Linked DNA regions of Homo sapiens: region 1 is linked to region 2. Evidence: chromatin contacts called from ENCODE Hi-C data. All regions are on one chromosome and are shown on one strand. The core of a region is the stretch at or near the end of the contact, and the rest is flanking DNA. Distances in the headings are between cores, read along the strand shown.

Region 1 (4,213 bases), core at 1,091-3,590, 360 kb after region 2:
GATATTTCAATAGCACCTTATTTCAACCAAATGTCTTGGTTTCTTTAAGCTCATCACTAATGTCAGTGCTTTTCAATGTCTTTCTGTTTATTTAATTTGTTTAATTTCCATTAAATAAATGAAACAAATCAGCATATATCCACAAGCCAGAGACTTAAAAAAAATCAGTCTAAACCTTAAGAAATAGGGCAACAAGCTAAAAAGAATGAGGAAGATCGTGATGTATAAACTGCTTCTGTATGGTCTCCCAAGGGTTGTTAGCGAATTGTGTGGAAGGTTGAATGTTCTTCTATTTTGAAAATGTTTTTATAATGTTTATTTTCTATAAAAACATGAAAATGTTAAATAAACATATTTATAATTTGGCTTTATCAGAGTATACTAGGAAAACATTGATGTTCCAATTTAGGATACCAACCACATTTTCCTCTCTATGGGAGTAGCACGTTCCTTTCATATATATATATATATACACACACACACACACACACGCACACACACACGTGTATATATATACGTATTATATATATATTATATATATTTAACATATCTATATTTAAAGAGAGATGATGTGTCAGGGTTGTTCAGAGAAACAATAAGATGTAGAAAGAAATTTATTATAAGGAATTGACTCATATGATTATGCAGGCTGGCAAGTCCCAAGATCTGCTGGGTGAGTTAGAAAGCTGGAAACCCACAAGTGCCTATGGCTTAGTTTCAGTCCAAAGCAGGAAATAAGCTGATATCGCACTTTGAAGGCCTTCAGGTGTTACTAGGTAGAACTTATGCCATGTTGTTCTATTTAGGCCTTCAGCTGATTGAATGAGGTCCACCCACATTAGAAAGGGCAATCTCCTCTACTTAGTCTGCTGATTCAAATATTAAACACTCAGAATTATATTCGAATAAATACCTGGACATCCCATGGCTCAGACAAGTTGACACAGAAAACTTAACTGATACAATGTAAAAAACATTAATAAATTAGAAGCAGAGGATCTTAGTGCATCCTTGTTCTCTTTTCGAGGGTATCTCTCTCTGTGGAGGGTTGTTGTTGTGGTCGTTGCACCTTCACCAACACTTACTGCAGTGACATGCAGGGGTTGAAGGTGTGGATGCAGTGGCTGAGAGAATGTGGAATCACAAAAGCAGGGTTTGCCACTGAACTTTAAAGAACTAAAGTTTAGTTCTTTAAGAAGTACAGTAAAACTTACGTATCCTGAGGCTCATAGTCTTTCTTGCTGAATTAAATAGAGCAAAGTTTTGAGGCAGATTTTTTTATTGTATGTTTTTTTCTAAGTGATTCTGGTAATGAAAATATTACAGTTATAGGGCAAATAAACATTTAAACTGAAAACAAGCAGATGGGAAAGACCTCTACTTATTCTACCCCACGAGAGATTACTACTTATTCCCAAAGCTATGATCAACATGAAATATGGGATTGGAGAGACTCTTCCAATATAATTAGTGGTGCTCACAAAAGAATCACAACCTCCAAAAGAGAGAAATATAGATAATAATCATGAATTCATCATTTCTATTGATCTCTCATATAAGCAAAAAGGTTCTAATGTAATTTTCAAGGCATGATTCCACACGGCCATAGTATCTCTTTTTCACAAGCTTGAAGTATCAATTTCTAAAATGTTGAACACCCAAGGAACTGCATTAGCAGGAGTAGAAGAGTCCAGACCAGGGTTTGGCAAGCCACTGCTAGTAGGCTAGCCAGCTGTTTTTGTAAAAGAAGTTTTACTGGAACAGAACGATGCATTTTCTTATATTGGCTATGCTAGTTTCTCATGAAGACTGCAGTTGGATAGCTGCTATACAATCTGTATGGCCAACAAACTCAAAAATATTCACTCTCTGAGTCTTAAAAGGAAATGTGTTAGGGATGCAAATTATTAAACAAGTAATTTTTGAATGTTTACTATAAACTAGGTGCTAGAGATACAAAAATGGGGAAAGAAAAAGACAAAGATCCTTGACGTTTTAGAGCTTACCTTCCATGGTCAGCTCATATCTATCATTCCAAAAGTTCAATATCCCCCAACACCCCTCTTTTTGTTCAGCTTTACTGAGGTATAATTGACAAGTAGTAATTGTGTATATCTAAGATCTACAACTTGACCTTTTGATAAACATATACATTGTGAAATGATCCCACAATCGAGCAAATTAACATATCTGTCACTTGCACGGTTACTGTGTGTGTGTGTGTGTGTGGTGAGAACACTTCAGATCTAAGCATATGTCAAGTACACAATACTGTATTGTTAGCTACAGTCACCACTCTGTGTACATTAGATCTCCAGAGCTGATTCATCTTGCACAACTGAAACTTTGTACTCTTCGACAAACAGCTCCCCACTTCCCTTTCCGCCAGTCTTAGCAACCATTCTTCTACCCTGTTTCTATCCTTCCCCCCTTTTAAAAACATTTCAGTGATTTTAGTGTTGCTCTTGGTAACACAAAACTTCCCATCAGGCTGGACGCGGTGGCTCACGCCTGTAATCCCAGGACTTTGGGAGGCCGAGGCAGGTGGATCACCTGAGGTCAGTTTGAGACCACCCTGGCCAACATGGCGAAACCACACCTCTACTAAAAATACAAAAATTAGCTGGGCATGGTGGCCGGCCCCTGTAATCCCAGCTACTCGGGAGACAGGAGAATTGCTTGAACAGGGACTGGGAGGCGGAGGTTGCAGTGAGCCAAGACGGTGCCACTGCACTCCAACCTGGGTGACAGGGCTAGACTCCATCCTAAAACAAAAACAAAAACCTTCCCATCATGTGTTTTATTCCTCCTGTGAATTGGTTGCTACTCATGGAATCTTGTGAGACTTGAAAGCCTATAGCAGTGTTTTCTGAGAAATTTCTTTGTTAAGAAAAGAGAGACTAATCAGAGGTGTGATGTCAGCTTTACAACAAAAAAGACTTGTGCACCACCTAGAGGCCGAACTGGGCGTCGGGATTAATCAGTCCTCCATTGTTGACAGGGGAAATAATGGTGCTCAAAGGCCTGAAATGGAAGCTAATGGTCACACCCACTGCACGGTATGAGGAAGGATGATATAAGAGGATGTGCAAATATTATGAAGCACATCAACTGGTACAAGGCAAAAGAAGCAACAAGTATTTGCCTTAAAAAAGGTCAAATAATGCATTATATTCAGATATATTTAAACCTGAGGTAAATTCAGTCTTCTTTTCTGGCTTATCAAGATGCAAAACCCCCTGTATTATTCAGCACCTCCATCATTTTGCTGTATGATTGTTTCTGTTTCACTCTCCACTTGGAAACTGTGAGCTGCTTGGGATATCAGAGAAGTTTAAAAACTTCTCTGGTTTTCAAAGCAGTATTTGCGATGAAACCAGCACTCAAATATTTTTCTGAACCAAACAGAATAAACAGTGGCATTCCTGAAAAAGTAACTAACAGATGCTTAGTTGACTAGATATTTTCAAATGCTTTCAAATCTTATTTTATTGAAGGAATAAATAGGATTATTTTTCTTTTTTAAAAAAGATGTTATAAAAATGTTTTTATAAACCAAAAGTCTAGTTTTGTGTGCTATGTGGCTGCCCATTTGAAATAGCATTTGTCATTTGGAAATCCTGAAGGTCTTACAGATCTTAACCATTGTAATTATGTTATTTGTCTTGCAGTGTTTAGGCAATCAGTGATATAGTTGGTTTTGCACAACTTAGAGAAGCACAACTTTGTCATACTTGACTACCAAGATAACATTCAGTGAAGAAAGTTTTTCACTAAGGAAAATGACATGCCCCAGAGAGTGTGGAGGCTGTACTTCTTTCTTTCAGGTTAATGTGACCCATTAATATATTTCAGAGTTTCTGGTGCATTTAAAATTGGTTTATTAAATTCTTTTGCAAAGATAAAAAATCTTCCAAAGTGTCATAATCCATTTTAAGGGAAAATTCTGAAAATTAGAGCAAGGGAGCCCCCTTGTGGACTGACTCTGATGCCATGTACAATGAATTATCAGTTAAATCAATGATTTCATCAATATTTATGAGATAATTTTAATAGTAAAATAGCAATACAGTTGACCATTGAACAATGCAGGGATTGGGGTGCCACTCTTATGCAGTAAAAAATCTGTATATATCTTCTGAGTTCCCCAAAACTTAGAACTAATAGCCCACTGTTGACCAGAAGATTTACTGGTCAATTTAACAAATACATA
Region 2 (3,799 bases), core at 1,067-3,566:
CACCATGTTTCTCTTTAGGACGATACACTGTGAAAAGGTGCATGCCAATTAAACCTACATCAACCTATAAAGGCAATAATGCATTCTCTTTTTTTCTTTTTTTTTGAGATGGAGTCTTGCTCTGTCTCCAGGCTGGAGTAGGGTGGCACGAGCTTGGCTCACTGCAACCTCCGCCTCCCAGATTCAAGGGATTCTCCTGCCTCAGCCTCCCGAGTAGCTGGGACTATAGGTGCGCACCGCCACACCCAGCTAATTTTCGTATTTTTAGTAGAGATGGGGTTTCACCATGTTGGCCAGGAGGGTCTTGATTTCCTGACCTCGTGATCCATCTGCCTCAGCCTTCCAAAGTGCTGGGATTACAGGTGTGAGCCACCGCTCCCGGCCGAGGCAATGCGTTTTCAATAAAAATGCCCCTGTTTTATTTTTAACCCATTTGGTATGAGTAAACAATTAATATTAGATTGTATATTAAAATGTAGAGCCAAGAACAAAGGTGTCAATTTTGAAGCAGAAAGAAATGAAAATTCCACATAATAAATGTCGTGGCTTACTATAAAATTATATATTGTAACACTGGTGAAAACTGTCCAATAACACAAATGCAGAGACTGAGGCCTGTATTTTCTTGTTGGCTTTAGTTATCAGTCTAGAGACACTCTTAGCTTCTAGAGGACTTTCTCTAGCCCTTGAGCATAGCCCCCACATCTCAGAACCAGAAACTGGCATCATGTGGTTCTCATATCACACCTCTTGGGGCTGCTTCCACAGTCACATATCTCTCTGACCACAGCCAGGAAAGTTATTCCACTTTAAAGGACCCATGTGATTAGACTGGGCTCACACAGATACTCCAAAATAATCTCCCACTCTCAAGGTTCATAACCTTAATCACATTTGCCAAGCCTTCTCTCCTCTTTTTGGCGTAAGATAACATATTCGCAGGTTTTGAGGATTAAGACCTGGATTTCCTTAGGGCTCATATTTTTCATTCAATCTCATAAACTAACGATGAGATAGGCAAGTTGATAGACTGGATATGTGCAGATCAGATATAGTATATATAAGAGCAATTTTAGCTTACTGTCTGATACTTTTCAAGACTAGAAAGATATTTATTGAAAAATATTCTGTTGTGCTCATATATGTTGTCTTGATATTGAGTCCAGTTATTTTTAGTACTTGCTGCAGGGATAAAACAGTAGATACATTGACCTTGACTAGTTTCCATCTATCTAGAGTGTCGAATCTGTTATATCTGAAGCAGAAACATGTTTTCATTGACATTTTTACACATAATTTGCATCTAGAAAAAATGTAGGGACAGAGCTGCTCTGTCGTCAGATCTGCTAAAGGAAAACGTCACCCTCCCCAGTCAAAACCAACTATTCATGCATCAACTGCTTTATTTGACACAAGGAAGAAATTTTAGTGAGAGCAGGAAACATTCCTCTGCTTAAACTGAAAGACAGGGACAATATTATCTGTAGCTATCATTCATTGATTTCTAGATATTCACTGTCAGAATCACAAGTTATCTGTATTACTTGTGTATCTATTTATCAAGCATAAAACATCACAATAATATTAATCTACAATGCCTAATTTTTAAACTCATATGTGTTTTCCATTGCTCCATTGTCTAAGATAGTGGTTCTTAAATTTGAGTGTGCTTCAGAAGCACCTGAAGGACATGTCAAAACACAAATTGTTGGGAGACACCTCCAGAGTTTCTAATTTATGTGTACAATATACAGCCATACACATATGTGCATATGTACACACAGGCATGATACCTGCTTACAAATAAAAGAGTAGAAACATAACAGTAAAAACATATAAAACAGAGCATTATTATCTTTCTCCTTCACTAAGAGATCATCAAATTAGCTGAAGATGTTTCTTTCCTTGTAATTTCTTGAAGGTAAAGATCTTTTATAGTGCTTCTTAGGTTAAAAAATATAATAAAGTCAGAAATAGGTCTCTAATCTAGCCAATGAACAATCACTTGATATCCCTGGTCTCAGATATAAGGAGCAAACCTAGCTCAATAATCTCAACTGAAATAGTTATAAGGGTAAAGCCTGGGATCTCTGCAGAACCCAGAAGGGTAAAAGAATGGAGGGGAGGTCCAAGAATAAGAGGATTTAAGGAATCCACTAAAATGAGGCTGTGTGTAGACTTAAAGGTGACAGGAGGGCAAAGGAAAGAAATGCTTTGCCCACACTCTGGGCTCTAGATTATCAGGATCAGCCATGAATAATCATAAGTCTTCCCGCCAATGGCTTGTCTGTGCCTGTGTGCCCAGCCAGATGCCATGGCTATGCTTTTGTGCACTGTCACCCAGAGTTGTTGAACTGTGATGCAGTAATCAACACCCTCACTTGTAAGCTTGCCATCAAATTGAGCAAAGCACACTACACCATTACATCCAAATTGTTAGTGGAGGGGTGCCAGGGAGTGAAAGCAGATTCAGCAAACACAGTTATGGTGCCAAGAGTAGGCACTCAGTGAGAAAATGATGCCATGTAGACCACTGGGTAATGTGAGATTCAAGACTAAGTGGGCCAATGAGAAAGCAAGGAGCATACTCTAGAGTGTCTGTTCTTCTGGAAGTTTCCACTGAATTTTTCTTCAGAAGTTGTTAAGGCAAGAGAGGTAGCTAAAGGGCAGCTGGATAGAGTGTGATTGGTTGCAGTTATCATCCTCCTAAGTATATGTTCAACTTAAGAAAAATAGTAGTTTTAAAGAAAGCTTCCTTGCCCTTTTTACCAATTGCCACTGCCTTACCCTTTCATACAGGTGCCACTGAGAAAAAGGGAGAAAAAGTAGCTATTCCGTGTGCCTGTACTCTTCAATATTATTGTGCAGCAAAGGGTTAACTCAGCAGGTCTAGCTTGCCCAAACTGCAGATTCCAAAGGTCTTCAGGACCAGCCCTTGATCGGCTCCTGGGAGATAACCTCTGAACTCTTAAGAGTCTTTTGGAATACAAAGAGTGCTTTTGTAGATTTGAGACCTTGGAAATGCCAGACAGTTTATGCTAACAATGTGATTAATGGTAGATGCTTGTTTTCTATTCCTGGAGCTTTGGGTCACACTGTACCAGTTTGAATTCTGGGGGTTCTGGGTCTGAGTAGCTCAGGTGAATCAAATGAGAGCCACATGCCTATATGATTTACCTTTAAGTCATATAGGTAAAAATACTATAAGTCATATAAATCAAAAACCCTGGGAACCGTGGTTCACGTGAACTTCTCTGATTGGCACCACTTTACATGTGCTGTCACACATCGTTGCTTGGAGAATTAAGCACTATTTCAGTGCTTCCAGTGAGAGAGGACAACTAGAAGCTTGTTCCTGGTCTCTCTTGGACCATCTGCTGTTAAGTGTCTTTTATCTTGCTAATTTTAAGCTGTATCCTTTACCTGTAATAAACTACTACCATGAATGTGACAGCTTTGCTGATTTCAGTGAGTCGCTCTGGTGAATCTTTGAATCTGACAATGGTCCTGGGCATCCCTGACACAATTACTCAAAAAGCTAACTGTTCCTCCATAGTGACAAAAATATGTATCATGAGTGTTTTTGGCAAAACCAATGAGATAACTCAGTGTATTAGGAATACGACAATATACTACACATGCACACACACACACACACACACAGACAAAACCAGGACTCTGTGCTGGAGGGCTTGAGGTAAACAAGAGATAAAATTCATAAAAGCCAATGTAAACTGGATACAAATTATTTTATTTACACAATTGTTTCTATATTTTTGGTATTTATAATTTATGGGCT

What was found. Hi-C counts contacts between places; a loop is a spot of excess contacts on that map. Pooled maps may share reads with other maps.
Region 1: a loop to region 2 is called in a map of mammary epithelial cell, with 12 times the contacts of the local background. The contact joins two enhancer-like sites. A Hi-C loop is called at or near these places in 5 of 168 maps with a recorded cell type or tissue (Caco-2, PC-3, PC-9 and 2 more) and 8 of 50 pooled maps.

What each region holds. Positions count from the first base shown.
Region 1 is chr13:90,864,516-90,868,728 of GRCh38, forward strand. No RefSeq gene overlaps it. Among named protein-coding and RNA genes, the nearest start is that of LINC00410, 60 kb to the right of the region's middle. Within about 2 kb of position 2,341, at least 3 of the 41 ENCODE cell types and tissues checked have a DNase peak (open chromatin) inside an H3K27ac peak, as active enhancers do.
Region 2 is chr13:90,499,980-90,503,778 of GRCh38, forward strand. The region is part of intron 2 of LINC01049 (long intergenic non-protein coding RNA 1049); the gene reads left to right. Among named protein-coding and RNA genes, the nearest start is that of LINC01049, 8.6 kb to the left of the region's middle. Within about 2 kb of position 2,317, at least 2 of the 41 ENCODE cell types and tissues checked have a DNase peak (open chromatin) inside an H3K27ac peak, as active enhancers do.